3 separate regions of the Homo sapiens genome follow, and all the other regions are linked to region 2. Evidence: chromatin loops called from intact Hi-C (ENCODE). Cell type or tissue: heart left ventricle. All regions are shown on one strand. Each heading gives the region's core, and the rest is flanking DNA. Links, peaks and the distances in the headings are about the cores only. Region 1 overlaps CACNA1C (calcium voltage-gated channel subunit alpha1 C). Region 2 overlaps CACNA1C (calcium voltage-gated channel subunit alpha1 C). Region 3 overlaps CACNA1C (calcium voltage-gated channel subunit alpha1 C).

Evidence for each region. A loop is a pair of places that touch in the nucleus more often than their neighbours do. Peaks named below come from ENCODE experiments on the same cell type or tissue, not always from the same donor. Only the 100,000 strongest peaks of a DNase experiment are listed, where the experiment ranks them.
Region 1: it touches region 2 in a loop (2.0-fold over the local background); 1 of 110 quality-filtered maps calls a loop at or near these places.
Region 3: it touches region 2 in a loop (1.9-fold over the local background); 1 of 110 quality-filtered maps calls a loop at or near these places.

The regions. Positions count from the first base shown.
Region 1 is chr12:2,142,220-2,152,569 of GRCh38, forward strand. All of the region lies in intron 3 of CACNA1C (calcium voltage-gated channel subunit alpha1 C), which reads left to right. LOC107984131 (a long non-coding RNA gene) reads left to right here. Exons shown (of 2, transcript XR_001749435.2): 2 at 6,615-10,350. Among named protein-coding and RNA genes, the nearest start is that of CACNA1C-AS4, 76 kb to the right of the region's middle. RefSeq lists a silencer at 10,032-10,251. In heart left ventricle, for the core only: no CTCF peak of the experiment used is centred there; no DNase peak of the experiment used is centred there; H3K27ac peaks cover 1,476 bases.
Region 2 is chr12:2,233,608-2,243,957 of GRCh38, forward strand. All of the region lies in intron 3 of CACNA1C (calcium voltage-gated channel subunit alpha1 C), which reads left to right. Among named protein-coding and RNA genes, the nearest start is that of CACNA1C-AS4, 15 kb to the left of the region's middle. In heart left ventricle, for the core only: no CTCF peak of the experiment used is centred there; DNase peaks (open chromatin) are centred at 5,872 and 6,135; H3K4me3 peaks cover 575 bases; H3K27ac peaks cover 4,710 bases.
Region 3 is chr12:2,162,729-2,173,078 of GRCh38, forward strand. The region is part of intron 3 of CACNA1C (calcium voltage-gated channel subunit alpha1 C); the gene reads left to right. LOC107984131 (a long non-coding RNA gene) reads left to right here. Exons shown (of 2, transcript XR_001749435.2): 2 at 1-5,836. Among named protein-coding and RNA genes, the nearest start is that of CACNA1C-AS4, 56 kb to the right of the region's middle. In heart left ventricle, for the core only: a CTCF peak has its summit at 850; a DNase peak (open chromatin) is centred at 1,013; H3K27ac peaks cover 2,741 bases.

The DNA.
Region 1 (10,350 bases), core at 965-8,964, 91 kb before region 2:
TAACAAGAGTCTGATCAAGGACAGAGCACATGTACGATGGTAGTCCCATAAAACTATCACGGAGCCGAAACCTCCCTATCTTTCTGCCGTCGTAATGGTGCAGTGGCACTCATTACTTACGTGTGTGTGGTGGTGTGGTGCTGTTGTAAACAAACCTACTGGGCTGACAGTCTTATCAAAGTCTAGCACAGACAGTTCTGTACAGTACTGTACAGTACACAATACTTGATAATAAATGACTGTTACTGATTTACGTATTTACTGTGCTATACTTTTAACTGTTATTTTAGAGTATACTCCTACTTATTAAAACAAACGTTAACTGTAAAACAGCCTCAGGCACGTCCTTCAGGAGGTAGCCATAAGAAGGCATTGTCATCTTAGGACATGCAGCTGTGTATTATTTTCCCCGAAGACCTTCCAGTGGCACAAGATGTGGAAGACAGTGATATGGATGATCCTGACCAAGGATCCTGATCCTTGATATCGACGATCCTGGCCTAGGCTAATGTGGACATTTGTGTGTTAGTTTTTAACAAAAACCTTGAAAGTTAAGAAAATGTTACAAATAGAAAAAAGCTTATAGAATATGGATAAAAGAAAAGTATTTTTGTACAGCTATACAGTGTGTTTGTGTTTTAAGCTAAGTGTTATTACAAAAGAGTCAAAAAGTTAAAAAAAATTAAAAGGTTTGTAAAGTAGAAAAGTTACAGTAAGCTGAGGTTAATTTTTAATTGAATAAAGAAAATCTTTAAATTTTTTTTTTTGTTTTTTGAGACGGAGTCTCTCTCTGTTGCCCAGGCTGGAGTGCAATGGTGCTATCTTGGCTCACTGCTACCTCCGCCTCCCAGGTTCAAGCAATTCTTCTGCCTCAGCCTCTCGAGTAGCTGAGATTACAGGTGCCTGCCACCATGCCCGGCTAAGTTTTGTATTTTTAGTAGAGACGGGGTTTCACCATGTTGGCCAGGCTGGTCTCGAACTCAGGTGATCCACCCGCTTTGGCCTCCCAAAGTGCTGGGATTCCAGGTGTGAGCCACCGCACCTGGCCTAGAAAATCTTTAAAATAAATGTAGTGTAGCCTAAGTGCACAATGTTTGTAAAGTCGACAGTAGTGTCCTGTAATGTCCTAGGCCCTCAAATTCACTCACCACTCACTCACTGACTCACACAGAGCAACTTTCAGTCCTGCAAGCTCCGTTCATGGTAAGTGCCCTATACAGGTGCACCATTTTTTGTCTTTTATAGATTATTTTTTATGTACCTTATCTATGTTTAGACATGTTTAGATACACAAATACTTACCATTGTGCGACAGTTGCTACAGTGTTCAGTACAGTCTCAGGCACGGTCAGAGGCCTGGGAGCACTAGGCTGTATGTAGCATACAGTCTGCGTGTGTCGTAGGCTGTGCCATCCAGGTTTGTGTAAGTGCACTTTCTGATGTTCACACAACAACAAAATCACCTAACGACTTATTTCTCAGAATGTATCCCTGTCATCAGGAGATACAAGACTATAATTAGGGGTAAACTTTAAAGGACTTTGTTGAGAAGACCATTCATGTGGGGCTTCCTGGATTTGGTTGGGTTGTGGTACCTCCTCTAGTGATGCAGAGCCTTCCTATGATTTTTCTCCCTGCCCCACCCCAATGCCCACCCTTTCGATTTGCTATTTCCTCTCTCCACCTCACCCCAACACCCAGTGCTATTTACATGCTATCTATATGATGTAAGTTGTGTCTTTACTTTTCAGCTGCCTGACTGTGAATTTATAATCACTGGTATTGGTAACAGTAGGCTAGTTAGTTGGTCCAGTCAAACAAAGATGAACTGATCCCTGCTCTGTTGCTTGTGGTCAGCACCACGTGGGCACACAGGAGGACTAATCATTCCTGTGTAAACGCTGAGAAAACAACTAAGACACATGGAAAAATTAGGAGCTATCTGCAGGATTCTGACTGTAATGTGATTATTAGAAAGCCAATAAGGCAGTGGTTAGCATGAATTGGAGTGGTAGAAAAGGATTTCTTGGAAGAAGCCGGGCTTGAGTGCCATCTTGAAGGGTGTAGAAGAATTGTCTGGACCAATGGTAGGAGTGCTGGGATTCCAGGTAAGGAAAAGAAGAGACACCATTCCATGTGAAAGATATCATTTTGACATATAAACACAGAATTTCCAAAGTTCAGTCTAAGATCATTCTTAGGGTGGTCTGTTTTCATTCATTCAACAATTACCTATCGAGCACCTATCATGTATGAGACACAGCAGTGCTTAAAACACACACAGTTCCTGCCTTCATAGGGCATCCTTCTATCTAAGGGAGACAGGTATTCAGTATCTATTTACATAATTATTTATTCATTTATAACTCACCTCTAAAATGTTTAGGTTTGGGGTGTGACTATATTTGTTTTAAGTTAATATTTTACGCGTGCTACTGAAAAAACAAAACCCAAACTAATGATCACTGTATTTCATGGAAGCGGGGGCTGTCTCATGAAGATGACATTTGTCTTAAATTATGATTGAAAAAAATGTTTTAGGGTAGATTGTTTGTAGAGTTTTTCATCCTGCTAAAGTGATCCCTAAATCATAAAACTTGAGACTTGCTGAATGAAAGGGATAAAAGAGTGAGGAGGACCTACAAATCTTCATGGGGAGTAGATTGTGTCTGTTTGAAGTAAAGCCACACCTGTCATGAGGGACCAGGAGAGGCTTCTAGGAGGAAAGAGAACATACCAGGGAAAGAACTGAGCAAACTTTCAACCCTCTGCAGTATTAGAGGTGGACAGGAGGGCAGCACTATATTGGAGAGATTGTTAAACTGAAAACTCAATTAGCATGCACAAAAAGTATATGTGTTTAAGGCTGTTTTAACTGTTGGTGAGATGCTGAGCTGCTAAGGGCTGCCTGCTGTCATTACCTATTAGCAAGACTTTAAATTCTGACTTGCTGAAGTACGTATTTCCCCCTGTAGCTAGCCATTTCTAGTAAAGCTTGTTTATTTTTATTTTTGTAAAAAAAATGGTTATAGTTAATTTATCCTTTTGGAATTGGAAGAGCTTCCTGCCTGAATAACTTTTTTTTCTTTTCATTTTCTCCAGTGTAGAATTGCTGGTTTTGGCCTTTTGGAGCTAAGTAATAAAACTCTTTGTTTATTCTGCTGGGTCTTTGCTTGTGTTAGAGCTGTTTTATCTCAAACATTTGTAATTCTATAAATTGAAATCAGCTTTTCTTACACTTGTGGATTCCTTTAGATTTGAAATCTATTCTTGGTTACGTTTATAGCTTCAACACGCCTCTCATTGTAGGTTTATACATGTGTTTGCTTGCTCATTTATTTTGTCATCATTTGCTCATTTTATTACCAGTTATTGAGTGCCTACTGTGTACCAGGCACTGGGCAAGGGGCATTCTGTGAGAGAGGGTATGGTACCTGCGGGCTTAAGTAGTCCGTGGGCTTGTGAGGAAAACGCTAGATTAAATCTTGATTACTGTAAATGTCAAGTATGGCCAAGTGTGGGATTTCGTGGCAGGAGTGAGCTTTCCTGGAATTTGTCTTTCTTGCCTCAATTTGCCTGATAGTCATTTCATGCTAGGGATGTTTTAAAGTCTCTGGGGAGGCCCTGCAGTGTAGAGGAAAATGCTGATCCACACCAGAAATGCGAACCTGGCTCTCTGCCCTTGGGCAAGTCACTTAACCCTCCTGAGCCTCAGTTTCCATCTGTCACTTAGAGCTGATTATACCTACTTAACACCCAGGCTTTTTGTGAGGGGCATTATCTCATTAGAGATAATGTTTTTAAAAGCTCTTTGTAAATTGTGTAGCATTCAAATGGAAGTTATTGTTATTTTTATTATTGAGTGCCTTCTAATTCAACACTGGGATAGTAACAAAAGAAGAGAGGGGTTATTATCACCCCTCTTCCCTGTCACGTTTAGATTGGGGCAAGGAAAGGTTCTCACCCTCGAGGAATTTATGATCAGACTGGGGAGACAAGAACCAGTTTGAGAAGCAGGTAATGGTAGTTGAGAGAAGGGATAGAGGGCTCAAGAATCTCTCCGCGCCTTTCTGGCTCCAAAATTCTACAGTAGGAGTCAGGAAAGGCTTCACTTGTGAAGTGGCACTTGAGTGAGGCCGTCATCAGCATAGGAATCAGAATCATCTTTGTGTGCTCATCATAGTAAAATAAATATTGATTGAGTAGCAGTATGTGGCAAGGGACTCACAAATACATTTTGGTTGAGGAGTCAGGTTACTTGGATAAAAAATGATAATGAATGGTACAAAATTCCCTCCACTGGCGCCACAGGAGGGGCAGCCCCGGGCCTGAGGTCTTTGGGAAAGGTGTGGGGAGGCGGTGGGCACAGGCCTAGGGAAGGGCAGGATTTAGACGAAAGCAGAGCCATTGGAAAGGCATATTCTGTGTTTCCACTATTGACAGCCTCAATTATTGGTTTTCCCATTCAGCTTTCTGCTCTCAGTACCCCATTCTGTTTACCTGCTGGTGGGCAGAGCGTCACACAACCAAACTCGCGTAGCCTTCTTCACCCTTTCCCCTCTTTTCTGCAGAATGGGTTTGTTATGACTTGACTGTGATTTTTCAGGCCTTTAATCATCCAAGGTGAATGTCTAAGGGTGGACCCAAGCAGGGCTGGACCCAAGCAGGGCTGAGTTAACTGGACCCAAGCAGGGCTGAGTTAGGGGAAGCAGGGAAGAGAGGGGAAGGACAGCCTGAGCCCTTCCAGACACAGGCAAAGGAGAGAGGACAGACATATCCTCCCTGAGAGCTCTCCAACCCCCCCAATTATCAAAGCAAATCAATGTCACTCTAAGTCATATCTCCATACTAGCTCTATCCTTTCTCCTGTCCCTATCTCTAGGTCTATAAATTCAGGGCTTAAGGGATTTCTAGGGAAATTACAGCAAACGAATCACTGAGAGAGGGGGGGAACCTCCAAAATGTTGTGAGTTGCTTGTTTAATGTTTCAGGAGCTTCAAAGAAATTGAGCAATTTAGATTAAATTTCAAGAAGTGGGGCTGACTAGAGAGAGAGGAAAGTTAGAAACAGCGTGCTATAGAGGTTGATGGTGGGAATAAACTCTGCTGTTTCAGCCAGGCCAGGCTTCCTTCCAGTGTGCTTCTGTATGATGTTAATAAATGGGAAAGTGATTGACAACTTCCTTAGGCAACTTTGGGGAGTGAAATGCCAAATTTGGGCAAAGCAGACCTCTAGCTTTATTGGTATTGGGGCTTTGCCAGAATTATCTGCTATTAAATACTTCCAGGGACCTGTTGCCTCTTTGTGACAAATGTTAGATAATTTCCATTAACTGCATTATTGATGGAGAAAGCAGAAAGGTGAGAGAGTGGAGAGAGTAAAGATTGAATGAGTGTCAGAACTAACTGGAGGAAGAGGGAAGATAAAGATGTGAAGAAGTATATATCTGAGGATAAAATGTAAAATGAAATTAATGAAAATACGATGGTCAGATTGGAAGGAGAGAAAATGCAAATTACAGAGTGAAAGAAGACTTCTTTCTACTCTCAAATGTTTTGGGGGGATTTTGGGGGGGCAAATAGGCAGTAGGTTTTCACACCTTTTGAAAAACCCACCTCTTCACACTTGAGTTTTCATGTTCTTGGTTCATAATCCTAGGATTACCATTGTCAGTTGTGCAGAATCCCATTGGAAAGCAATATGCCATCAGTACATCTGGTAACAGGAGGATGCTAGGAATGGGAATACAGAATATTTATGCAACTTCTAGGCTTCTAAAAATTGTATGTTTACATGCATATATACACATACATGCACACTTATATAAAACCTGTCAAATTTTTCAAAAATTTTTGAAAGGATTAGCATTATAAAGTCATAAGGAATCTCTGAAGGGACTTTAGAGTAGAGAAAGATGTGAGAAAAAGCCTAAATATATCACTCTGCAGCAAACCAATCATCCACACAACCACAGAAATCTCTGATAAATCTCTTATGAACTAAACTCCCTGTTGCCCGATGGTTCTTTTTGGAAACTTTGTCTCTGTCTTTCGTATTGAAATATCGCACTGAAAAGACCTGCCATGGAGATGTTGATCCCACTTATGGGCAAGAGGGCGTCTGAACTTGTCTTCCAGCCATGGCTCAAAGATTGCAGATGGAAATCCCTGCTGCTCACATTTGTATATTTGATCAAACTCTTTTCATGGCCAGACCAGGCTCCAGGGGTTCTGGGTCACATCTTCCCTCTAGCTGCCATTTACTTTGATCATACTAGTAATGATTACCATCTACAGCATGTATTATGTGCCAGGAACTTTGAATTTGTCATCTTTTTGGTTTTCTTGGGACAGGGTCTCACTCTGTCTCCCAGGCTGGAGGGCAGTGGCATGATCTCGGCTCACTGCAACCTCTGCCTCCTGGGCTCAAGCGATCTTCCCACCTCAGCCTCCTGAGTATCTGGGACTACAAGGCATGTGACACTACACCCGGCGAGTTTTTGTAATTTTTTGTAGAAACAGGGTCTTGCTGTCCTAAGCTGGTCTCAAACTCCCGGGCTCAAGCTGTCCTCCTGCCTCGACCTCCAAAGTACCCTCCCTCCCTGCGGTCTGGAGGAGTTGCCTTGGGACCTGTGCTTCCTTGGCTCTATGCACTACCAGACGCAGTCCAGTGGGCAGCCTGGCGGGTGGCCCTGGGACTCATTGCTTTGCAGCCTGTCTGGACCATCCCTAACAGTTTATTTTTTTGACTTTTCCAGTGGAGAGTCCACAGAGAATATGACTTTTCCTTGGGTCATCTGTAAAGACTTGGCAAGGGATGTCTTGCATCTGGGAAGATGTGGTCTTGGGGGTCACCTAAGCAGCAGAGGAAACCTTGCAAGATGACATTTGGGGCTAATGTGGAATTAACTAATAGACTGATGAGTTTGCTTGATCTGAGAACTCACAAAGGATGTTGAGGAAGAAAGGGCAGCTATGACCTATCTTGGGGTTTTGCATTTTGTTCTTGTGACCCTGTGGAAATGCTCAGATGAGTGCACATGTTCAGACTCATGCCAGGCCAGTGTGAAGAATCAAGCTGAGTATGCATCCTTCCGAGGCTCAAAGCCAAGAGAAAGAAAGAGAGGCCTGGTGAAATATCATAGGAAATGTCACGGTCTTTTCTGGACTCTCTTAAAAAGCCCAAGACCCATTTAATATTTCGATTGCAAGACATATCTCTACTGGATGGTGTTTTGGAAAGCTGGAGTTTAGGAAAATCCTGGCTGTAGGAATGCTCTACTGCTGTGAACATTCCCGCTTTAGGAATGCTCATAGCAGTAGAGAGTGGGCTACTGACTTTTCTGGTTTTCAACAGTATCTTATTTTTCCTGAACATTTATTAACTGTCTGCCCTATCAGAGAACTTCTCAGATTGGGACTTCCCTTGAGTAAGAGACAATGACCTGAAATGCAGGGCGAGAGAAATTTCTTTCAGTTTTAGGCGGAAGGTGGGACCCAAATTTAAGAGAGCCAACCCCAAGTAAGGAAGATCAGCTCTCACTGGGAGCTGTGTAGGACCCAGGGGGGAGCACACCCCAGGAAAGGGCTGCCGGTGGATCCGGAGGCCTGACCTGGGGCCCAGGCTGAAGTAGAACATCAGCACCTCTAGTAGCCCAGCAATTTGGATAGCAGGCAGAGTTTAAAGGACCAAACTGGAATTATGAGTCAAGACTGGGCAGGAAGCAGGAAGCAAGGATGAGGAGCCAGGTTATGATAACTAGTGATGCATGGGGTGTCCAGGCCCAGAGGCACTAAAAGGGGGTCAAGGACCCAGCATGGAGACTGGGTAACAGAGAGCCATGCTGTGCTCATGGAATCTGGGCAGCAAGAGTAGCAGCTCCCAGAGGGGCTGGCTGGCAACCTTTTGTATCAGCTTAGGAACTTTTCATGTTGGTCAGGAGCAGAGACGCAGTTCCAGTTTTGGCTGGCCTGGAGCTTGCAGGATAAGCCCGTGTCTGGCTGCACTGTAAAAATAACACGGAGAATAGGATGGGTCTTGTCCTTGGTCTCTAGAGCAGCCACTACATGGAAGAAAGAGGTAGAAGGCAGGTGTCTATCAAGTGACATCACAGAACTCAAGAGGAGTGAATGTCACCTCCATTCCCCAGTCTCCCAACATTCCCTGGGGAACAGGGCAGAGGGAAGACAGAGTAGGGGAATTCCAGGATAAGCTTCATGCACCCAGAATGTGGAATGCTCACCAAAGAAGAACAAGAGCCGTGTTCACATCATGATATTCCGCCCTCTTAATTCCCAAACAGGGCTCCCAGGCTACAGAGCAGCTTTGATAACAGCAGTGCACTCCCTCTCCTCTAGAAAGTTAGGTGGCTTTAAAATAGGTAAGGCTAATTTCATTCCTTCTGTGAGTTCTGATGAAAGGGGCATTTGGCGAAAAACACGTGTGGGTTGGCATGCAATGAATACTTATTTACATGGGTGTTTTGAAGACAATGACACAGAATCAAAATTTAACCCACAAGTTTAGGTTTTCAGTTTCCTTCTGCTTCTCTCCTTTGAGAGGTAGAGATGGAGAAACTGTCTCTACCGCTCTTATTTTCTCACTCTGATAACAATCTTTTCCATTAGTAGAGTGCTATATAAGGTACAGTGCACTTGGGAAATGCCTCTTGGGAAGGTGACATGTAAAAATGGTGGTCAACGCCACTTCTGGGCAGGTGCCAAGGCCTGTAGCAGCCTGTGTCTTTGGGTCCTGCATGCTTTCCTTTGTGTTGGCTGGTTCCTCTGGCTGAGTTCACTGTTGGTCTGTCTGTGGCAATTACGGAGAAGCATGACAGTCACAGCTTCCCTGAGTTCTACTGAACTCATGAACTTTGTTCATAACAGACTCTACAAGTGGTACAGGATTCCTATGGCCACAACTCAACTCAACTCCGTAGAAATCAATGTTTATGGATCATTGGAGCTAAAAGAAAACTTGCAGATCAGATCATCTCATCCAATTCCCTGACTTTACAGAATGAGGAAACTGAGGCACAGTAAGATTTTTTTTTTTATTTTTTGCCCAGGTCTGAATAAAATTGAAGGCACCCTTACCATAGCCAGGATTCTTTGTATATACCACTGGCTGACCAGTGGTAGCTGAAAAAAAAAAAAAAAGGGATTTGAGATGGTAGGAGGGGTGTCTGACTGAGGAGCCATTTTTATAGGTTTTTATAGACATTTGCATTGGTTTGGAGTAGCAGAACCAGAAATAGTCTTTCCCTTTTCAGGAGCAACTCTGCACAGAAGACTCACTGGCTTTGGACTCTGTCCCTATCACATACATTTCAGTAGCCAGGCCAAGGCATCTGGCTGGGAGGCTGGGTACGTCTCAGAGAATAAGCGCTTGTCATAGAATGGGTCGTGAAGCTGGGCAGAGAGCCAGGTTTGCAGAAATGGCTTTGTATTGATGAAGAAGGGAGATTTTTACCTTGTCTTGGCCTCCATCATGAAGAGAGTGTTACAAAAAAGTACAGATGACAGCAGGCCACTCTCGGAGACACACACGAAGCTTGTCTTCCTCCATCCCAAATACATAGGTCAGTGGACCCTCAGGAATCCATTCTGATGCACGGGTGGATGAGCCAAGGGCTGGGCAGAGGCCATTTCAATAGCTTAATGCTTGCCAGGTATATCTGAGCTAGTGCTGCCCCAGGGACAGAGTATCCTCTGGGAGATCTGAACCAAGCGAGGGTGTGGCAGCCGGTGGATGACTTACAGTCAGCCTATCTGGGCAGATTTTAAACCCTGGCGTTTTTAGTGCCTTGACTAGTGTGAGAAACTTGAAACTCAGTCTCATTGCTATTTGTGGTAATGGTCATTTAGTTTCAGGAAAACATCGATGGTGCCCTTCCCTAGATAGCTGCGTTGCAATGGACCACATTATGGCATGCACATTAATGTAGGGATTGTTCATACAAAAGAGGGCAAAGATGCCACTTGTGACAGAAATGACTGTTACCCAGTGTCTGTTCTCTACCTCTTTCATAGGGATAGAATTTTCAGCTGGGCACATGACTGCTTAGAATGAAGAACTACAGTTCTCATCCTCCCTTGTGGCTAAGTGAGGTTTTGTGACTAAGTTCTAGATAGTAGGATGTCAGCAGAGGTGATGCGTGTGACTTCCGGTGTGTGCCCTTGAAGGCAAAGTCATGCCTGCCCTTTCCCTTTCTCCCTCTGCAGGCGTGTTGCCGTCATGGTGAGGAGCCATTTCATATCATGCAGACTAAAAGACCCTTTCCAGGTGCTGGAGCAACCATTCAGAAGGCGGTGATGGCTGGGGGAGGGCTTCCATGGGAGAGAGGAAGTA
Region 2 (10,350 bases), core at 978-8,977:
TCCCAGTAGCTCCTGGGGCCATTAAAAACCTTTGCCCATGCCTTGTTTCTGATACATAGATGGTTGACTTCTTCAGATGCAAGGAGGCTGAAGATATATACTTTGACTTGATAAGACCTCTGAAGTCTTAGCTGCTCCCTCTAACCAATACTCTCTGGTCAGTGCTTCCCTCTCCTATGGGGTTGGGGTATAGGGGAGGCATCCTCCTCTTCAAACCACTCTCAGACCCCAAAAGGATCCCTTCAGCAAAGATTCTCTTGCTTGACTTTCCTCCACCTACAAGTCAAGTTGGATCTGGGTTCAGCTTCAAGGGGGTCGAAAGTGAGGTCAGTTAAGGTCATTTGGATGGGCATGATCCTTACTCCCAGGTCCACCCTTCCCACTTGATTTAATACAATCTGGCATTATTCCAACACTTCTCCCTTTGGCTGTTTATTAGCATTTCCTTTAACTTTTTGAGCATAAATGGAATAAGAATCACTTTCACGGCCCAGAAAGGTGTCTCCAGCAAGGAGTGTTCTGCTGGACGATGCAGCCTTTTCAAACGAGTCAGTTAGCTGGAAGTGTCCCGTGTCTCCTTTTCTTTTGGAAAAGATGGGAGTGCTGAAAACTCATGCTGAGGCTGGTTCTCTGTTTCTATTGGTTCCTTTCTGGCATGTGTTAAATTATGTCTTTTGTGTTCTGAACAAATATGTGTTCTCAGCATGCAAAATATGCACACAATGGCTGACCGATTGCCTGTTCTTGAGAGGAAGGGAACACTCAAGCTGTGGTGAGTTGATTGCCAGGCACTCTGTGGTCAAAAATGTGAGGGCACCATGGGTCACCTGCATGTGCCTTGAAAAGTAATGTAGGGTCTAGGCACCTGAGCATCTGTTCGTCAGGTGTGCCGAAGATACTGCCAGAGATGGGCTCCTGTATGCAGGCTCCTCAACAGCCTGGAGCGTTCGCCCCAGCTTTGAGCCTGGTGTAGGGCCAGGGGCCAGATTGTGGAAATGAGTCTTTAGTGCCTCCCTCCATTTTTATGTTGGTGTTTTTCACAAAAATTTTCTGTGTGTGTGTGTGTATTTTAATATATGAAATCCGGTTTAGAGAACAGCCTCGTATGTCCCATCCTGCTTGTAATGCAGTGATCTGCCCTTGAGAATTTTAAATTAGCTGACCTACATAGCTTAACTATTTCAATTAAAAGTAACAGGCAGTATAGATTGGCAAGAGGTGGAGGAGAGGGAGGGGAAGATCCCTCCCAGGAGCTTTGGTTCAGACAAAACAATAGAAGTGACGAGCGATTCTGGGAAGAAGGCATGACTGATAGTTGTCATGGAAGCTCTGACACCCTTTCCATGGGTGAGGTTCTCACAAAGGTGGCTTCTGGATATCCGCCTGCTATGAACACATAGCCTTTGTGGGATGGTGCCAAGCAAACTCTCTTCAAGGGAAGGATTCAGGCAGCATTATTCCTTGCTCTTCTGCACATCCGCTCTTCCATTTCCAGTGTCTCTATACGTGGCTCTCTGAGGGCCAGTGTTCTCCCAGCCCCTTCGGCCTGCTCCCGGGGGAATACCTGGAGAGTAAACACTGTCTGTGGTACAGGGGGGCCATTCTTCCTCCCTTTCCATTTCTTCTCTACTGTTCAGAATTCTGATTCCACAGAAATGCCTAATTAACTCAGTTGCTCTGCAATGACAAGCTAACATCTGGAGCTACCAAGTCAGGAAAGCCATTCAGCCGGGGTCCAACACAGATTTTCTCCCCTCTGCACCCAGCTCAGCTGCTGGGCACTGCACCAACCCTGATGTGGCAGGACGAGGATGCCAAGGGCTGGAGCAACCCAAGGCTAATTTTTTTTCACCCAGAAAATCATGGGTTAGATATTTTTAAATTGCTGGCTTATTTTGCAGCATTTTTATTATTTCTGGTAGATGAGGAGATCTTGCCATCACTAGGGGTCCATCTCTCCCACATGCTGCCTTGCAGTGCTTCTCTACGTAGACCATCTCTGGGTGATGCCGGTTTACCCAGGGATGGGATGGGGTGCAGTGTATTACGCTTCAGGTTGTATTTGTGGCCCCCTTGGGAATCAGTTGCAAAGCAGGGCCGTGTCTGATGTGATGGCCAGGACAAAGGTCTGAATGACTAACAAAGAAGCTGTCTCTGGCAGGCAGGTAGGAGCAGTCCGGTGCACCAGAGCTGTGGAATGACTCCCAGGTTCCATTTTTCACTTCCACTTTGCATCCATCCTCCCATCTGCCTGCCCACTGTGTACAGTGCTTACTACATGCCTTACCTAGTCTAAGTGCTTTACATAAATGAATTCATTTGACGTTCACAGGACATCACAGATAGGCATTACCATTGTCCCTGTTTTATAAATGAGAATACTGAATCATTGAAAGGTTAATAATTTTGCTTATGGACATTTGCTTCTGGAGCTGGACCAGGCAGTTTGGCTTCAGAGTCCACTTGGCTCTATCAAAGTCTTGCTATCAATTACATAAGTTCCATTCCATCTCAGCCCGAAGTGTTTTCAGAGCCGGAGACCTCACAGTGTCTCTCAGGACAGTACCTTTCAGGTTTGAATGTGCCCAAGAGCCATCTGGGGATCCTGGTAAAATGCACATCCTGATTCAGCAGGTTCGGGTTGGGGCCTGAGAATCTCAGGTCCAGCAAGCTCCCAGGTAATGTCAGTGTGACTGATTGCTGGTCCACACATTGAGCAGCAGTGCTGTAGTAGACTACTATCATGCCTGTGTACTAATTTCACTGTCAGATTGGAGTTAACTGCATTTGGATAGGGAGCTCTTTCAGCAATAGAATAATACCAGTAAGAATTTTTAATGAGTGATCAACTATAGTAGCAGTTAGTAATCAATTTTTTGTTTAAAAACTAAGTTTCCTAGGACTCTAATGGAAAATGGAAAGGTTATGTCCCCCTTTTTCGTATCTTTGCCAAGGGTCTTTCCTTTGTTGCTGGGTTTAACTTGGCACTTCTAGGCTACTTTAGTCCTAACTTTTCTCAGTTACCATTATATGCAGTTCTCCCAGCCACACCCCAGCAGTGTGCAAGGGATCAGACACAAGGTTGAATCCATCACAAAAGCAGAATCACCATGGCAACTGCATCCTTTGATTCTTGAGTGTGCCCAGCAACCTGAGCAGAGGCGATAGTTGAAGTGAACCAAGTTCTCCTGAGAAATGGAGGGGAGTGGTGCCGGGCCCACACTAGGCTGTGGTATCTTCCTCCCTACAGTGAGGGGCTTCTGTTTACTCTGAAGACTCCAGACACTCAAAATCTCCTCCCCTCCCTCCAGTCCTGCAGTTAGCCTCCAGGGGTTTCTGGTCCTAAACTTCCACCACCATGAGATTACTACAATGCCTTGTGATACTCTTGTTCTTCTGGTTTGAGTTTTGGTAGATAAGCACATCTGAGTCTTGCTGTGTTAATGTGTCTGTATTTTGGTGTATCTGCTTGCTTGTCGTGTGGGGCATATGCCAAGTCCAGTAGTGGATGGGCTGGGGAAGACCAGACCTTATCACATGGTGCCCTTGGGGGGAAATCTTAATTCCAATGTGTGAAACCAGTGAAAGTATGATTTTCTGGGTCAATTTTAAAAATATACGTTCAAGCAAAAAGCAACCTGTTATCTCTTCTCTTTCTGCCTCTGCACACAGCAGCCTCCATTGCCTAGGGTATGATAGTGTGGGTTCACTTTGTCCATCTCATTTGGATGACATCAGCGAAGATGCATTCTGTATCTCTCCACTGAGGCCTGTGACAGGACCTAATGTTTTGTGGAGCTGAGAGAAAATAAACCAAAATGACCCAATGGAATATAAATGCTGATTTCTGTTCCTGTTGTTTGACAGAAAGGAAGTAATGAACTAAGATGCAGTAGCCTGGCCACGTGATGTCTTGACAGGCAGCTTTCAGATTTGGAGATGCTTCAGAGTGTTGTATTGAGTCTCTGGGAAGACCCTAAGCACTCAATTCCTAGTGGTCAATGGTTGGCCTGTTTTGAGACATAACCAGTTGGAAGGAAGGATGGGCCTTTCTGCTCCCTATGATGTTGCCTTAAAAAGACATTTCCTGGGAAGAACTGGGCAGATGGTGGCTTTAATCTCACTAGCCTTGTTCTTCATTTTTATATCCAAGCTTCAAAAAACCAGCATTAGCCAACAGCACTGTTTTTACTGCTAAGCAAAACTTCAGGAAAGAGCATCCTTCGATAGAACATTAATTAACAAATGTGCCGTCAGTCCAAATGAAGACCTGTGCTGCTCCCTCTGCCCTCCCTAGCTCCACCTTTATTTACGTACCCAAAACATTTCCAGTGGTATCAAGGCGACAATGATAGGTTTTAGTATTGAAGACCTAACATTAATAAATGCAGTTTTGATTGCTGTTCCTATCTGTATGTTCTTTAAGGAGGTTTGTTTAAAAGCCAAACAATCCCACGGGTGGCAGAGACTCTTTGTTCTAGCCTTCGTCGTCAAAACAGACAGAATCAGGTTTGGGAGCAAGGCTTCTACACAGGAGCCTGGAAAACTATTATGCAGAAGAAGCATTTTTTGTTCCCCTGAGTAACCAATATAGTTAGTAGGCATGATATGTGTATAAACTGGGATGTATCTCCTGTGATGGAGTGACGAGGTAACTAGGTGACTTTGGCATGACCTTCCCACGGAAATAACGGTGCTGGACCATATATAGACAAAGATAAGCTTTCACTTAATATAGAAAGAACTGAAGTGTGGCCAAAAACTGTCTCCTCACCCTTGCCTTCAATGTGATTTCTGAGCTGCAGACTCGGAAGTTTCTCACATTCCTTGAGATAGTGGTGAACAGTAAAAGGTTTGGGAATTGGGGAACTGCTATAGGAACTCCACCAAAATCATGTTGAATCTTACAGAGAAATGGGATGAGTCTGTCAGTCTGACTTTCTTGTGAATGAGAATGGTCAGGTAGCTCTGACAGGCCTCAAAGAAATAGGCTTTGGAACTGACCTACCAAGTGCCCTCTGAGAAGAGGACTAGCCATTCTCTGGGAGCAGAGGGAACCTGGATGATGTGGTTCTTTGTCCAAGGAGAGTGTCCTGGAAAGGTGTTCCCCATCTAGGTATTTTCTCTGAGAAGCAGAGGATGAGGGCTGAACTTGCAGGAAGCCGAGAGGAGGAAGTAAAGTCAGGAGAAAATCTGCCTGGTTAAGGCTGAAATTTGGGGACTCATGATCCAGAGAGGTTCTGTAATGCCTAACCCTGGTTTTGGAGGCCAGGGATTTTCATTTTGACTGGCTTCACTCCTTGGCTTATTAAATGTCTTTGACTGAGTGGCTAAACCACCCTAAGCCTTAGTTTCCTTACCTGTAAAGTGGGAATAACACTTGTTTCAGAAGGTGGTTAAGAGGATTACATGACATAACACATATGAACCATTTAGCTAGCGTCATGCCTGTCACATGGTAGCTCGTGAAATTTTAGCAGCTATTTTTACTCCTAGTTTTACTACAATAACCTGACTGGGAAAGCGTCCGTGGGCAGGGCAAAAGGGAGGAGCCGTGAAGATAATCAGGAGGTCAGCGTTAGAGTGGGTACCAAAACAGCCAGAGAACTGTTTGGGAGAAGTTGCCTCCAGAGCACTCCGGTTTGGTCCCCTCCATCAGGGCCCACTGGTCATCGGGTACCGTGTCAGTCACCTGAATGACGGTGAGGGCTGGGCCAATACCAGCTCTCCCAGGCGGTGAGGCTTTCCTTCCACACACACAGGCTTCATCTCGTAAGGCTCTTGGTGGGAGACACAGCTGGGGCACTGCTGGAGGAAGGGTCAGCTGCACAGACCTCGCGGCCCTCTGCCCAGTCCCTGACGTCAAAAGGGCCGTTCATTCCCAGGGCTGCTCTCTCCACCCAGCTGCTGGGTCTCAGCTCTTTTCCTGGGAAGCCCGGCGCTTCCCGGGTAGGAGATTCTATCCCGACAGTCTGTTCTAGCTCCCTTCCCTGTTTGTGACTGTCCCTCTTCCCTCCCACTCGCCTCCCACGCTGTCCCCCACCCCTGCCTGGTTTCCAATTTTAGCGGTGTTACCAGGGCAGGTTTTCAGGAAGCCTGCTCCAGTGGCTCTCTCCTGGGCCATTTCCACAGAGGCTGTGTGCCCGGCTACCATTCCCTAAGGCTCAGCCATTGCGCCCATCTGTTCCCCGGGCTGCAGCCAGCGAGCATCTGCGGGGGGCGGTGAAGGCTGAGGATGCCCAGACAAGGGGCAGGGAGGGCTGGCCCACGTGATGGCCAGGGGAGTGGGATGCCCAAGGGAAATGTCATAAAGGGTCCACTGGTTGGGAAAAAATGGAAAATGGAAATAAGGTTAAAATTGAAATGTTTTTAAAAAGTGATTTGTGAAGACTTAAACAAATTTCTTTCAAACTGCTTTATTACTCATAGAAATTGTATCAATCAACAGTGATCGCTAAATTGCTGGATCAGTCAGAAAATATTGTTGCTGCTGAAGAATCAATGCTAATTGGATCATTAGGGCATTATTACATGAAACACAAATAGCTCAGGATGGTCGCTCTTTGCTTGGCTTGATCTGTAGTCTTCAGAGAAGCAGAGAAACCTCGATTGTTTCCTGCTCAGCTGACATGCAGTTTCCCCTCCCTTGCTCCCCTTCTTGCTGGAGTTAAAGGTGGATGCTGGTTGCAGACATTTCCCCCTATTTAGAAAAACAAAGACGTACCATGGTCCTTGAAATCAGTGATATTGAACAGTCCTAAAAAGTAGAGAGGTTAAAAAGGGATTTGGATTGCATTTTAGCAATCTTCTGTTGGGGTCTGTGATGTGTGAAGACACATCTGCACCTTTACTGAGGCAGGTAGAATCCAACAAAAGCCACTGATAGGGCTCCAGGCATGGGGCAGGGCCTGCACTGAGGGTTATGGTGACAGCGGCCTGAGCCACAAGCTGGCTGGAAGGACTCCTGGAGGGGTGAGACATTTCATAAGATCTGGGAGGCCAGCGTCAGCGTTGGGCACACCATCCCCCAGAGTGCCTGATATTGGTGACCTTGCTGCATGGCGGATGCTAATGGGTATTGACTGAAGGGACAAGGTGCCTTCTCCACCCATGCTTGGTCATTAGCACATGGTTAGGTGGGCACGCGTGGCCTCCTCTTCCACCTCTCTTTTGGCCATTTTCCTTGCCCTCTCCCCCACCCCCTGACCTCTGGCAGCCCAGAGCTCCCCTCAGCAGTGCTCACCCAACTCCCTCAGGGCCTGAATTTCCAGGGTGAGAGTCCCCTCTCTACACCGTCTCAGTGGGTGCTTCTGCCAGGGTGGGATCTCGCCAGGGATTATGCTTGCATCTTAACAGGAATTTACTGGGGATGGAAGTATTAACCCAAATGGAGTTACCACAGAGGGGATTTCACATGTTTCTCAAATAATGCCAGAGTGAGCCAAGGTTTACATAACCAGTACGAGGTGAGGGGGGTGGGAAGAGGGCAAGCATTTCCTTGCGAGGCTCCTGGCAGCTTTATTTCTGACTTGCGAGTGGTTCAAGAAGCCTCCATCCTCCCACGCATGGAGAAGACCAGCATTGACTGCAGCCCCGCTATGTCCCCGCGCTGGCCTGGCTGTGTATTGTCACATAGATGATGTCATGGCAGCCTTAGAGAAATTCTCTGAGGCAAATCATATTGTCCCCATTTTTAAAGATGAGAAACCAGAAGCCAAGGATCCTGTAATTTGCCCAAGGTCACGTGAAAGAGCTGGAGTTCAAGTCATCCCAATTCCAGATCTTTTTATCATGCCATGTTTTTTATGCCTCCCCCCTTGTCCCAGAGTGTGGCAAGCAGAGGAGAGCACGCGTGTGGGATGGGATCAATTGCAAAACGTGTGCAGCCTGGCCAAGCAGGTGGGGGAGTGGCAGGACCAGCTATGTGTATTCTCATGCTCAAGTTCCTCTGGGTCTTCCGAAGACAGATGGGGCAGGTAGTTCCAGCTGCTTTGTGCCTTCACCAGCTGAGCACTGGCAGGTGGGGCATTTTTAACCTCACGCCTTGACTATCCCCTCTCCCTGTCACAGTCAGCTCTGCCTATTGTCCTCCGTGGCTCAGAAGCAGCTATCCTTAATCATTCATGGGGGAATTTTGTGGAAAGATCCCTCCCAATGTGGCTGCATCTGCCATAAAGTGGAGATTTTTTGTTATGTTTGATCCCCTGCTGTATTCCCAGAGAACTCAGTGTGCCTGGCACGCAGTGGGTCCGCAGTAAATTTTTGAATGAATGAGTTCGCAAGGCGTTTCTCCTGGTTCTTGCCCATCAGAATTTCCATTTCTCCTGCTCCCTGGGCTGGCACTACCATGCATGGTGCCCTTGTCCCTGCCATCGCCATCATCATTCAAGCTCCCTGCTCCATCTTGCAGCCTCATTTCTTAGCTGTAAAGTCTTCCCAGTCCTCCATTGTCCTTGTGCCCTCTGCATAGCCCCTCCTCCCAGTCAGGCCGCATCCTCCGACCTGGCCTCCCACCTCCACGCTCAGTTTTCCCAGCCATACTTTGCTCTTGCTACATTCCTGCCACCCTATCTCCTGGGAGTCTCTTTGTCCTTCAGGTCAGACAATGCAAACTTAAATCTTGCTGAAATAAGCAAGAAAGGTACACAGGTGCAGGAGGAGTCTTCACTTTCCCGCAGAAACATACTCACTTCCATTGCTACACAGAGACAGCAATGCAAGGATAATGAAAACTAGCTACTGACACTTGGCCTCCGTGCTGGAGGAACAATGGGGGACCAGGGTAACTGTGATGAACTGAAATGACAGGTGTTTCCTAAAGGTGGCGGCCACAGCAGACGGTCATCACTGAGGAAGTCTGTGCCCGCTGTTATGAGCTCTTCTGACTTTTCAAGGCAAAAATTTGGATTTTGTATGAAACCTACTGTTTCTTAAATGATGACTCAAAAAAATTTATTCTTAATCAACTATGTCAGTGGCCTGTTGGCCTCTACTTCAGGGAGTCTTCCTAGATTATTGAGGCCCAACCGGATTCTTTACTTCCTACCTGCTCCTAGTTAGTGAAGCATCGTCATGGAGAGGACAGACCTCTGGCCAAAGAACCTAAAGACTTGGGCCCTGGTCCCGGGTCTGCTTCCAGCCTCAGTTTCCTTGTTTGTAAATGAGAGCAATAATATTTGGCTTGTCCAATAATCTACCATGGTACAGCTGTGTGGCTTGTAGTTTCAAAGTGCTTTCATATGCGTGATTTCATTTGATCCTCAAAAGAACCCTGTGTGGTTAGCAGGGGCAAGTGTGGTTATTCTTAATTTAAGAGGAAAGAACTGAGGGTCTGAGAGGTGAAGTGACTTACCCACGATCATAGGGTTTATAATTGGTAGAGCTGGCTGTGTCATTTGGGTCTTTTATCTGCTGTGTGGTTTGGTGTTTTGTTTGAACTTTTGGATAGAATGAGATCTGTCTTTGTAAGCTGTTAAGTGCTATGTGGGTGCATAAGAAGGAGTAAGGAGCTTACTTATATGGGTTATTACTAATAAGTGTATGCCCTCCATTTCCTCATAGTGTGGCACTCATCCATACACCATGGTAATTGAGCTCTGACGATTTGATATGTCATGATCTTACCTCTCTAACCAGGTTGTGTGTGAGTACCTGGAAGCAGGGATGAAGTCTAGTGCAGAGAGGCCCATAGAATCATTTGGTAAGTAATTGCTGATGAATTGAATCATAGGAAAGTGGAGATGCCACCTGAGAGAGAACCATAACTTGAAACCAAAGCTGGGCTGTGCCTGAGGTTAGTCAGGGGCCTGGTGGCTCATAGTCCTAAACCCTCAGCTCATGGTCTGCTGGTAGCCACTGATCAAACATGCATGATAGCACGTGTGACTGCTGCCATCAGTGCGATCACCATCCAAGAAGACCACATGGGGGGATGATGAGAAGGTATGAAATGACATAGTGGAAATGGCATTTTGGAGTCAGATCTGGGTTTGACTAATCCCTGGCTGTGGGGCAACTTAACTCTGTTGAGCCTTAGTTTCTTTACCTATATAATGGGATAATAGTAGCTACCTCATGAGTCTGTCCCTGGAACAGGCCAGGTGCTCAAGTGCAATGTGTAGTCCAGTTATAAATTGCTTTGTTAGAGCAGTACTCACAAGGGCACTGTTTATCTGGTTTTGCCAATGCTGGGCACTGAATTCCTCGCTGCAATTGTCAGATGAGGTTCAGTCAATACAAATATTCCTTTATAACAGTACTGGTAGGAGCCTTTTAACTTGAGGTTTTATTAAGATAATAAAGACAACTGGAGAATGACTAGGTGCACATAAGGGAAATGGTGCTGTTTTC
Region 3 (10,350 bases), core at 803-8,802, 71 kb before region 2:
TGCCTGGCCCATAGTGATGTTACCATCAGTAGTGGCTTTGCCGTTTCCAGATTGACATCCATGCCCTAAACAGAGAACTTTGCTGAGATGAAATTTCCTTGTTGGTATACTTTTGTGAACCACTCCATTGAGAACCAGCACAAAGCCATTGCCTTCTTGAACGTCTTCATTAAAACTAGAATAATCTCTGCCCCTCATTTGCCCATGCACATGGAAAACCCACGGATATGCCTTCCCTGATGGAAAATATGACCACTGACTGGAGTTCGAGACCAGCCTGACCAATATGGAGAAACCCCATCTCTACTAAAAATACAAAATTAGCCAGGCGTGGTGGTGCATGCTTGTAATTCCAGCTACTTGGGAGGCTGAGGCAGGAGAATCACTTGAACCCAGGAGGCAGGGGCTACCGTGAGCCGAGCCGAGATCACGCCATTGCACTCTAGTCTGGGCAACAAGAGTGAAATTCCATCTCAAAAAAAAAAAAAAAAAAGTGACCACTGAAATGTGTATAATGCTTTAAAATTGACAGTGCATTTTCTCATCCATCATTTGAGCCTCACAACAGCCTTGTGACGTAGGCAGTATTCGTATTCTCACTTCAAAGATAAGGAAGCGGATGCTGGAATGGCTTGGGCACCAGGCCAGGTTCATACAGTAAGTAAATGGCCAAGGCAGGGTGTAATCTTTGGACTCCACACCCAGCGCTCCTTTTTTTTTTCTGTCATCTGTGATGCTTCTTCCACCCTGCTATTGATAGCCTAGGAACAAGATGTGTGACTTTTCTTACCACCCCCTGGTGGGTACATCCTGGGTACACTTTTCTGTTTTCTAGTGGGGGTAAGGAAAATGGCTTTCAGTGGTGAAGGTTCACAGAAAGAATGGGATCCAGAAGCGTCTTCCAGCATGGTCCAGGTGCCAGAAGACTTTGGCAGGCGAGTTGACCATGGCTGAGTCAGGCCCTCCTCCCCCGCTCCCTGGATTTTGGATCGATTTTGCAGCGGCTCTGGCGGCTGCATGTGTTTCCCTTGGCCTCTGAGGCATTCCAGTGATGATGATGGCTCGGCGGGGTCACGGCCCTGTACAAAGCAAGGGCTATTTGTGGCTGATCTAAAACATAACTGGAGCCACCTGCATCCGAGGCTGGCTTCTCGGGCTCTGGGTCCCATAACCCAGCTGGAGTAAAAAGTTCACGTTCCCGTGTGGAGTAGATACCAAAAGTGACGTCTCTTTCTTTCTTTAGGTTTGGCTGCGTAATTGGAAAACCAAGCTGCCCGCCACCTTGCCGTGGCTTCTTCTATCCCTAGGGCCTGGAGTGGGCTTCCTCCCTCCCCTCCTCTATCTAAACCCTCCTTGCTGCAAGACCCTGCTCCTTTCACGGAGTCTCCATTCCCAGAATGTATGTGACCTCATTGTTTGTCATCCATGTTGGGGCTTTTAAGAATATCCCCTTGCACCATTTTATGACTGCTTCATGGACAATAATCCTGACTGTGTTCTTTGGGGCCAGACACTGGGTCTGCTTTCCTTCCTCTCTCACAGTGCCTGGCTGTGCTGGGTACACATGAAGGCTGACGGTTCACTGAATGAGGCATTGTGGAGGGCGTAGAAAACATGGAGACCTGGGAACCCAGAGACCAGGTTTTGTTGCCAGGGCAAATCCCTTTGCCTCTCTGGGTTGCTCAGTCCATATCTGTAAAATGAGAGTTGAACTGGATGATCTTTAAGGTCCATTTCAAATTCAAAGTTCTGGAACTAATTGTAGACTAAGCCGAAGAGATGCTCATTGCCTTTACCTGTCTCTCTCTGCTCCCCATATTGCAGCCTGGTAAGCTGTTGTGGCTTATCACCCGCACCTCTGATTTGCCTGAATGTAACTTAAAAACTTGTCTTCATAATATCAGGAAGGTCACAAAAGAGAATGAGGGAGTGTTGAGTAGTGTTTAGAAGCAGAGACTGGGGAATCAGACAAACTTGGGTTTCAGTCTTAGCCCTACCACTTAATAGTTGTGTGGCCTTGAGCAAGTCACCTTGTTAAGTACCACTTTCTTTTCAGAAACATGGAGTTAATGCCAGTCTCACAAGGCAATGGAGGAATATGTGAGATAATACAGGTATGGCGCACACACAGTGTCAGAGCTCACTCAATGGTGGCAGTCATCGTCATTGAAGTGGGGAGGGGAAAGAAGCAGAGGGGTGTGTTTTCTAGTCCTTTGGTGAGCATTTTCTGACTTGTAAACTATTGGTTGCATTTTAAGACAGTGCCTTTATCATTTTCATAAGCAGTGTAATGATTTGAGGAAAACCATTTTAGTTCTAATAAGAACACTAGCAGTACTAATTGTGCACATGATAGCATTTTAATAGAGTTCCATAATTTATGGAATTGGGAAGACTTACAAAAACATGGGTTGACTCTCTAGAGTCTTAGGTTTCTGGTGAGTGATTCAAACAGGCTGCTCTTGCTTCCTGCCAGTGCAAATAAATCAATTGTAAACCTGCACTTTTAAACAAAATTGTGAAAAAGGAAACAAATCCAGTGATAAGAAACTATTTTAACAAGACACTTCATTCTTGAGGTGATTTGCTAAGGAGAGATTTTCCAGATTGTCCCTGAACTACCAAAAGCAACAGACACACTGTGGTACTTGCTTCTCTTTTTCTAGCTGCTCTGGGTTTAAGTAACTGAAGCCTTCTCAAGTATTAAATTTGGAGGGTGGCTCAGTGATCTAAGCAATGAAGACCCAAGAAAGACTTTGGGTCTGAATCAAAGTTTTCCAACTGCCTTGCTTTGAGTGCTTGGAAAGTCACTTCCTAACCTTGGATACCTCAATCTTACCAACTAAAAGAGTGGTAGATGGCGGGATGAACATCGCCCAGCTTTAGACAGTGAAACCTGGATGAACTTAACCTGGCTTAAGATGATCCCTTTCTGTTTAAGTGGAAAATGCATGGTGAGTGAACATTACCTTTCAAGCAACTTCTGGACAGAGTCCATATGTGTGTGTGTGTGTATGTGTGTGTATTAGCCTGAAGTTCAAGTACTTGCAAAGGTTTCTAGCACACAGTGTGCAGTAGGTGAGCTAGACTTAGTTAGACTTAGGACTTCCAGATCTCCCATGTCTTGACAATTGTGTTTAACTGAGTTTTAACATTGACTCTCAGAGTCAGAAAGAATTCCAGAAGATAAAGGAAAACCAGAAAGCCAAACTTTAATAAATACTCAGAGAGCAAAAAGAAATAATGGAAATGGCATACGTGCAGAGGGCACGTAGTTAGTGAAGAAATAGCTTTTGATGAAACAGGACAGGGTGAAACTTCAAAGACTTGTCTTTTATCCATTAATCCCATTAGTGCTCCAGCGATTTCTCAAAGATTGATTATCTCTGGGGAAATGTGTTACATCAGCCCTCAGCTTTCCAGTCCCATTAGACCCAGCAAACATTCTGTGCTGCTGGGATGATGGGCTTCTGTGCCATGTTTACCCATATTCCTCCAGCTTGGCCCCCTCCTCACCAGCTCCAGTCAGGAACAGAGAGAGGCCTCTACCATCAGTAGTCATTCTTTGGGATTATCACTCACACCCCTTTGGAAGGGAAGAGAAACATAAAGATAATGGGCAAGCAGCATGTGCTCAGGTTAACTTTACATTGGCTGATCAATTCTTCATATAGCCTTGGGCGTTTATTAGGACTTTCATGGTGGATAGACACACTGTCCCCATTCAAAGTGCCTCTAAATTAGAAGTGAGATACCTAAGGAGTGTCAGCAATGAGGAACAATGGGCTTCTCTTGAAGTCTTGCTCTCTGTCTAGTATGGTGGGCAAAGGAATTTATCGGTTACTAATTTTATAAATAACCTTCTCACAGTCTCTGTTTTGTCATATGTAAAATGGCAGCAATGTAATGTATCCCTCATAGCGTTGTTAGGAGGACTAAATGGGTTAGTATTTGTTAAATGCTTGGCATTGTGCCTGCCTCACACCATACAGGCACTCAATAAAAGTTAGCTGAAATTATGTTAACTAGTCTAAGCAGAGGATTAGTAGGCACGTTGGAACTGATGCTAAGAAGGAATAAGACTCACCTTGGGAAAAGTGGGGATCAGGGAGAAGACTAGGCAGCAGGCTTCTGAGTGTGGGAGTGTGCAGGATGTGAGCACATCTCTGCAGTGCCTGCGCCCTCCTTGCCACAGAAATAACCTACACCAGACGTAGTAACAGAAAAAGAACCCAAGCATTTTCAAGACAATGTGAGCAAGGTAGAAAAGGGCGACCCATGAGTCAACAATACTCAAGCTTTTATCAGTCTCAGTTTCTTCATTCTTTGTTTCATTCATTCAACCCACGTTTATCATCAAACCTGTGCTGTTGATTGATGTTATAGATAAAAATGAACCACTCCCTACTCTCAAGAAAGCAGAAGAAGGAAGCAGGTAAGTAACTAGACAATTATATAACAAGTTCCTGAGTGATCAGGAGGAATGAAGTGCCCTGGGAAGGCTTCTGGGAGGAGTTGATTCCTAAGATTAGATGAGTGAGAGTTATCTAGTGAGGGGAAAGGCATGGATGACAGAGCATTGTGTGTGACAAATCCTTGTCTGCTAATTCTCACATTTAACTCATCTCAGAGTCAGTCTCCATTGATTGCCTATTAAGTATGGGCCATATTTTTATGTCTAGTAATTTTGGATTATATTCTAGACATTGTTGATGGTCTAGTGTAGAGACTATGGATTCTATTATGTTTCTCTGGAGAGTGTTGACTTTTTATTTTAGCAGGCATTTAATTTGACTGAACTCAAACACCAAACTATCTCCTCCATGGGGGGCAGAAGCTGAAATCTCTGATCAGTTCTATTAATTTTAGATGGGTTGCTTGGAATCTGCCCCATGCATGTATAGCTCAGGAGTCAGCCACAGATTTGGATGGAGTTTATATGCAGAATTTGGAGCATCCCTTCTGAGGCTTTCTCCTTTTGGGGATTTCTGCTTCCATTTTCCAGCTGCCCCAACCATTTGCTCCTTCCATTTTCCAGCTGCCCTTCTGATCCTGCAGATTTCTATCTAGTTTCTAATCACTCTATATACTACAGATTGGGTTCTGCTCTCAAGCAAAAAACTGTGAAACCCAGAAACTCATCCAATGCTCCCTTCTCCCAGGTTCTGCCTGCTTTGAGTTGCTCTCTAGTGCATGCAAATAGGTATTTTTAATTTTTTGCTAAGTAATAGTTATGTTCAGATGATAGGTCCAATATACACTACTCTGAGATATTGGAAGCAAAACTCCCACAATGGATATTTCAAGAACTGCAAGTAGGTCAGTTTGTGTGTGGGGGGGAGTGTTTGTGTACATGTGTGCATGCGTGTGTTACAGGGGCATGGAAATATGCACAGCTTAAAGAAAGGCAGAGGTCAGATCATCAAAAGCCTTCTGGGTTATATTAAGGAATTTGAACTAGATCCTGAAGGCTGTGATGGAGAGCTTTAATCTTAAGAGTAAAATGATCACAACTGTTCTTAGAAACATTGCTGGGCATCTGTATGAAGGATGAATCAAAAGAGGTAGAAAGATAGGGGATTGATGGGGAAACAGAATTCAGTTTTTGTCCTCTGGAAGATGAGGGGTTGAACTAGATGATCATTAATGTCTCTTATGGCTCTAGTATTCCGATCTTCCCATTAATGACTTTACTTGGTCCTACTGTAGCCAGGAGTTCCCACAAGGCTGTTTTTTGCAGAGCACTATACACAGCCCTTGAAGCCCAGGCTTTAAAAAATGCCATTTAGTGATATTTTATGGCTTGTGAATAGATTAAGGTAATGGAGGCACAAAACAACACAAATGAATGCACCACGGGTGGGTAACAGCCTTTGAATTTCTCCAGCTCTCCCTTCAGACCTCCTGTATCACAACAGGTATTTGGTCATTTTATGTGATCTTAAATGGCCTACTATTAACCTGACTTTGATTTTTTTTCAGTCCTCAGAGAGGTGGAGGTGGGCCTAGCAAGAACCCAATGCTAGGGATTCATTGCAAAGTGTACCCAAATTGGGAAGGGTGAGAAGCTATTCTATGATGGTCTTATGAGAACCTCAGGAGATGCTGGTGGTGGTGTGATGGGCATGTTGGTTTCATCCTTTCCTGTTTCTGAACCAATAGGAAAATGAGGCTTCCTGAGCCTCAGGATGCCCTACCCTTTCTAAGGCTTCCTGGAGAGCAAAGAGTTCCTGCTCTGCCCTGGTGTGAGTCAGAGACTGTGATGACACACTGAACAGCAACACCTGTCCTTGCTGGGGAGGGGATCCAAAGTCCAGCCGCTCGCCTTCAGCATGACACATTTTTCTGTGCTTTGCCTCGTTAAGAGCTCAGGTCCTTTAGTGCTTGAAAGTAGCTGAGTGCACCACCTCTGTAAATCGATCCCGCACTCAGTTCGTGAAACATCAGGTTTTAGGAATTGGAGAGGCAGCAATATAATTTTTGTGTGCTGTTGCTTGAGTGAACTGTAAACCAAGGCTTTCTACCCAGGATTGCACGGCTTTTTACTTTGATGAATGTCATTTTACTCAGAGCTGACTAAATGATATTGTCTTATATGGCTCTCAAATTTTTCTCTGATCTGTTCCCAATCTGAAACGTGTGAGTACATCACTTCAGATATTTGCTAGGCATCTGAGCTTGGCCTGAGGATATTCACCAGCATGATTGAGAAAACATGCTTGTCCTCAGGAAGGCCCAAGTCTAAGCACCTGCTCATGCCCCTTCCTTGGCTGTGTGGCTTTTCTACGCTGCAAACCAAGCTTGTAGACATGGTGTACCTTTCCATAACAGGTCTCTCTCTTCTGTCATGTTGTGGTCACTGAATTGGATTTGGCAGAAATACCAGAAAGTGGAACATGTGGTCGCAGCATGTGACCTTCAAGTCAGGTCACGGCTGGCATTTGCCAGCCTCTGTTTGTTGGTTCTGGTGGAATCAGGCCTATGTGTGGACTCTGCTCCTACTATTTGAGGGCATTGTGAGGCCTTTTCTGAGTGTGTCTCCTGCCTCCTTGACTCCGGGCCTGAAGTTTCTGCCATTGATGTAACTCATATGTGTTACAGCATTGCCTCCAGAATTCTCCTATTTGTGAAGGCCTATTCTGTTAGAACAGGTTGATTGAGGAGCACATTACCTACTTCTGGTGCTCCATCTGGGGACTGTGGACAGCAGAAGAGTGGGGTGAGGTGAGCTTGAGGGGTTGAGGGAGAGTGACACAGAAGAGCAGGGCTGGCTCCCCTGAAACAGGAGGCTCCCCTGTCAGTTGTGGCAGGCTCTCTGCCTGGTTTTTTCCACTCCTTTATCCCCAGCACTTAACCTCATGTTTGGCTCATAGTAGATGCTTAGGAGATGAAAGCCTCATGTCCAACCATGGCCAACAGTTAAATCTGTGAATCTCAGGCTTGATTTCAGCTTGGCCAGGTCTGAGTCATTAAAGGACGCTTTGCATTTTTGGATAGTGGAACTTTTGCCATCTTATTCTTTTTCCATGGTGTCATGGCTTTGGCATGATCAGGGTTATGAAAAAAGGGGGATAAGCCCTCTACTCTGCTTTACCTGCCGTGACTGAGATCAGACACTGGTTTTTAGAGGGAAATGTCCATTTTAGAGCAAGAGAGAGAAGACCTTAAGCATGACCTAAAGAAAAGAGAGAGGCCAGGCTGTCCCACCACTTCATGCTTGGTTGACTGAGCCAAGTTTGACTGCAAGACTGGGTCTTGGCCCAGGATGGAGAATATTCACTAATGAGGCAATTGACTTCAAGAAGATCAAAATAATTAGTCAGTTTTCACTGCTATAGTGAGTCACCCTTGTGAAGACATTATGTTCCAACTGAAGAGTGAGGGAGTTGAGGTGGAAGTCTCCTGGCTCCTGCTCCCTGGGGAGTGCAGAGTGTGTCTAGAAGCCTGGGCTGGTAGGCCATGGAGTGGGGACCTGAGCTGTTTCCTTCTGCCTGTGCTTTTTCTCTTTCCTCTCCCACGTTCACTGGGAAGCAAGGAAGTTGAGGACACGTTACCTCAGTACGTACCACAATACGCATTAGAGGTCTGCTTCCTAGGCCCGTAGATTCTAGGGAGGGCACTCCAGGCCTGCAGGGGCCCTGAGGCAGGGGTTGGTGGGCATGAGAATGGGACCCACCCCTGCTGCTTGGGAGGGTATGTGTTGCCCTTGGAGGCAGGGAGAAGGGCTGGTCTGTCCCTGTGCTTGGGCACTCCCATCTGCACAGTGCCCTGTGGCAGGGAGAGATGGCCTCAGAGCCTGTGGTTCCTTTACCGTGGATGGCTTTTCACGTGTGGGGCTGGATTGCTGAGAACATCTTTTACCTGGCGGATCCCTGAATAGGTGAGGTGGACTCGGGTCTGGAAAGTTAATTTACATCTTTTCTGAAGGCCAGGGAAGGGCAGGGGCAGCCTGACCTGTCAGGGCGATACAGTCTGTAGCTGTTTGGCCAGAGTGAGAGGAGTGTCTGATGGAACAGGACTTGCCTTGGAACTGAGCAAACTGGCCCCGTAGAGATTAAGCCTTGGACCTTTGTTCGCCTGAGTCCCCCACCCCAGCCAGCTCACAGATAGGAGGCTGGAGAAGGGAGTGGGGTGGATCACACGCCATCCCCACATGCTCTCTGTGGGCCTGTTCTCTCCACGTGCGAGGAGGGATGAGCATTCTGCAGGGAGTCCGTCAAGATGAGTCCATGGTGGAAAAGCTCACAGACGGGGAGGTGGGGACTCCACAGGGTTCCGCCATTTCCTGGGAAGGGAACCTTAGGAATGTCACTTAAACTCTTTGAGCCTTCTTTCTCTTCTTTCCTCCCTCCCTTCTTCGTTTTCTCCCTCTCTTCCTTTTCCCCACAAATATTTTCTGAGTGCCCATCAGGAGTTGTAAATGCTGGAAATGCAGTGAAGAATAGCATAGACAAGGCTGGTGCTATGGCAGGAAGAGAGGGAAAAATGAAGCAAACAGCTAAGTCAGTCAGACTTTCAAATACGGGTAAGTGCTTTCAAGAAACTAGGATAACAGGTGGAGAGGGGCATGCGACTATCTCAGATAGCAGAGGAGAGGAAGGCCTCCCCGAGGGAATTCCACTTGGGCTGTGACCCTGTGATAAAGAGCCACTCATGATAGGTCTGGGAGGACGGCCACTATGCACAGAGGCAGCAGCACATGCCATGGCCCTGAGGAGGGAAGACCAGTATGCAGATGACCACAGGGCCCTATGGGAGGACAGAGACCAGTCTCTGAACCGAGCTGTGGGAGAGCGTGAATGCAGGGTTGTTCCTGCTTTGGACCGTGGACAATAAATAAACTCCTATTGTGCCTAGAAACCGCCTCAGTGTTGGGGTGTGTTTGCTGCAGCAGCTAGTGCCACCCTAACGACTGCAGTCTAATCATTGTGTGTGGCAGTACACACAGGACCTGAAGCAACCAGGAGCTTGAGCGCAGGGAAGTAAAGCTCATTATCACCTCAGCAACAGGGGCCCTGGGAGAACCAAAGGCCTGCTCCTCTCTGCCGCTGGCTGTTTCTGCTAGTCTGAGCCAGAGGCTCTATCCTGCTGTAATGTCAGTTTAAAAGGCAGCCTTTCCAGACTCTTGTCACATCACCAGGAGCTCTTGGTCCTCTAATTAAGTAGTAATGTGCTTGTCCAATAAGTGCCATATGGTTGCAATGAATCAAACCCAAATTATCTTAGCTCTAAAAATTAATATTACTAATTATGATAATCTCACAATTTTATGTCTGCTTTTCTTCTGAAGAGCTCAAAATGCAAGTATTAAAATAATATGTCCAAATATCCTACATTAGGAAGAAAGGAGGACCCACGGAGAAGTTGGGAAGATGGCATCCAACGTTAAGATAAGGCTCCCGTCTTTCTCTTGTCTTTATCTCTGACTTCATAAAGATAGCTAGTCTTTCCTGGCAATAAGCCAGAATAGTGATAGGATTAGGGAAACGGGATTATCTTAACGTCACAGAAAGGAGATGAGGCACAAATAAGGGAATGAAGCTAATTAGATACTGCAAAATGCCAAGATTGGAGAAAACTGGAATAGACTTACCCTGATGGACCTTGTCTGTGGAGAACGGATATAGGGTGGGTCCAGGGAGACTGGCCAGCCTTGGCTGGGGCCTCATGGGACCAGAAGTGGCAGTGGACAGCAGAGTTGGTGAGGAGCTGGGAGGGGGATTCACCAGGAAGGACTGAGTTCTGAATGGCAGGGACGTTTGCAGACAGGAGACTGGCGTCTGTCCAGGAGAGAGCAGGGCTTACTGTGAGCGAGGGAAGCAGTGGGATGAGTGTGTCCGGCGGTGTCTC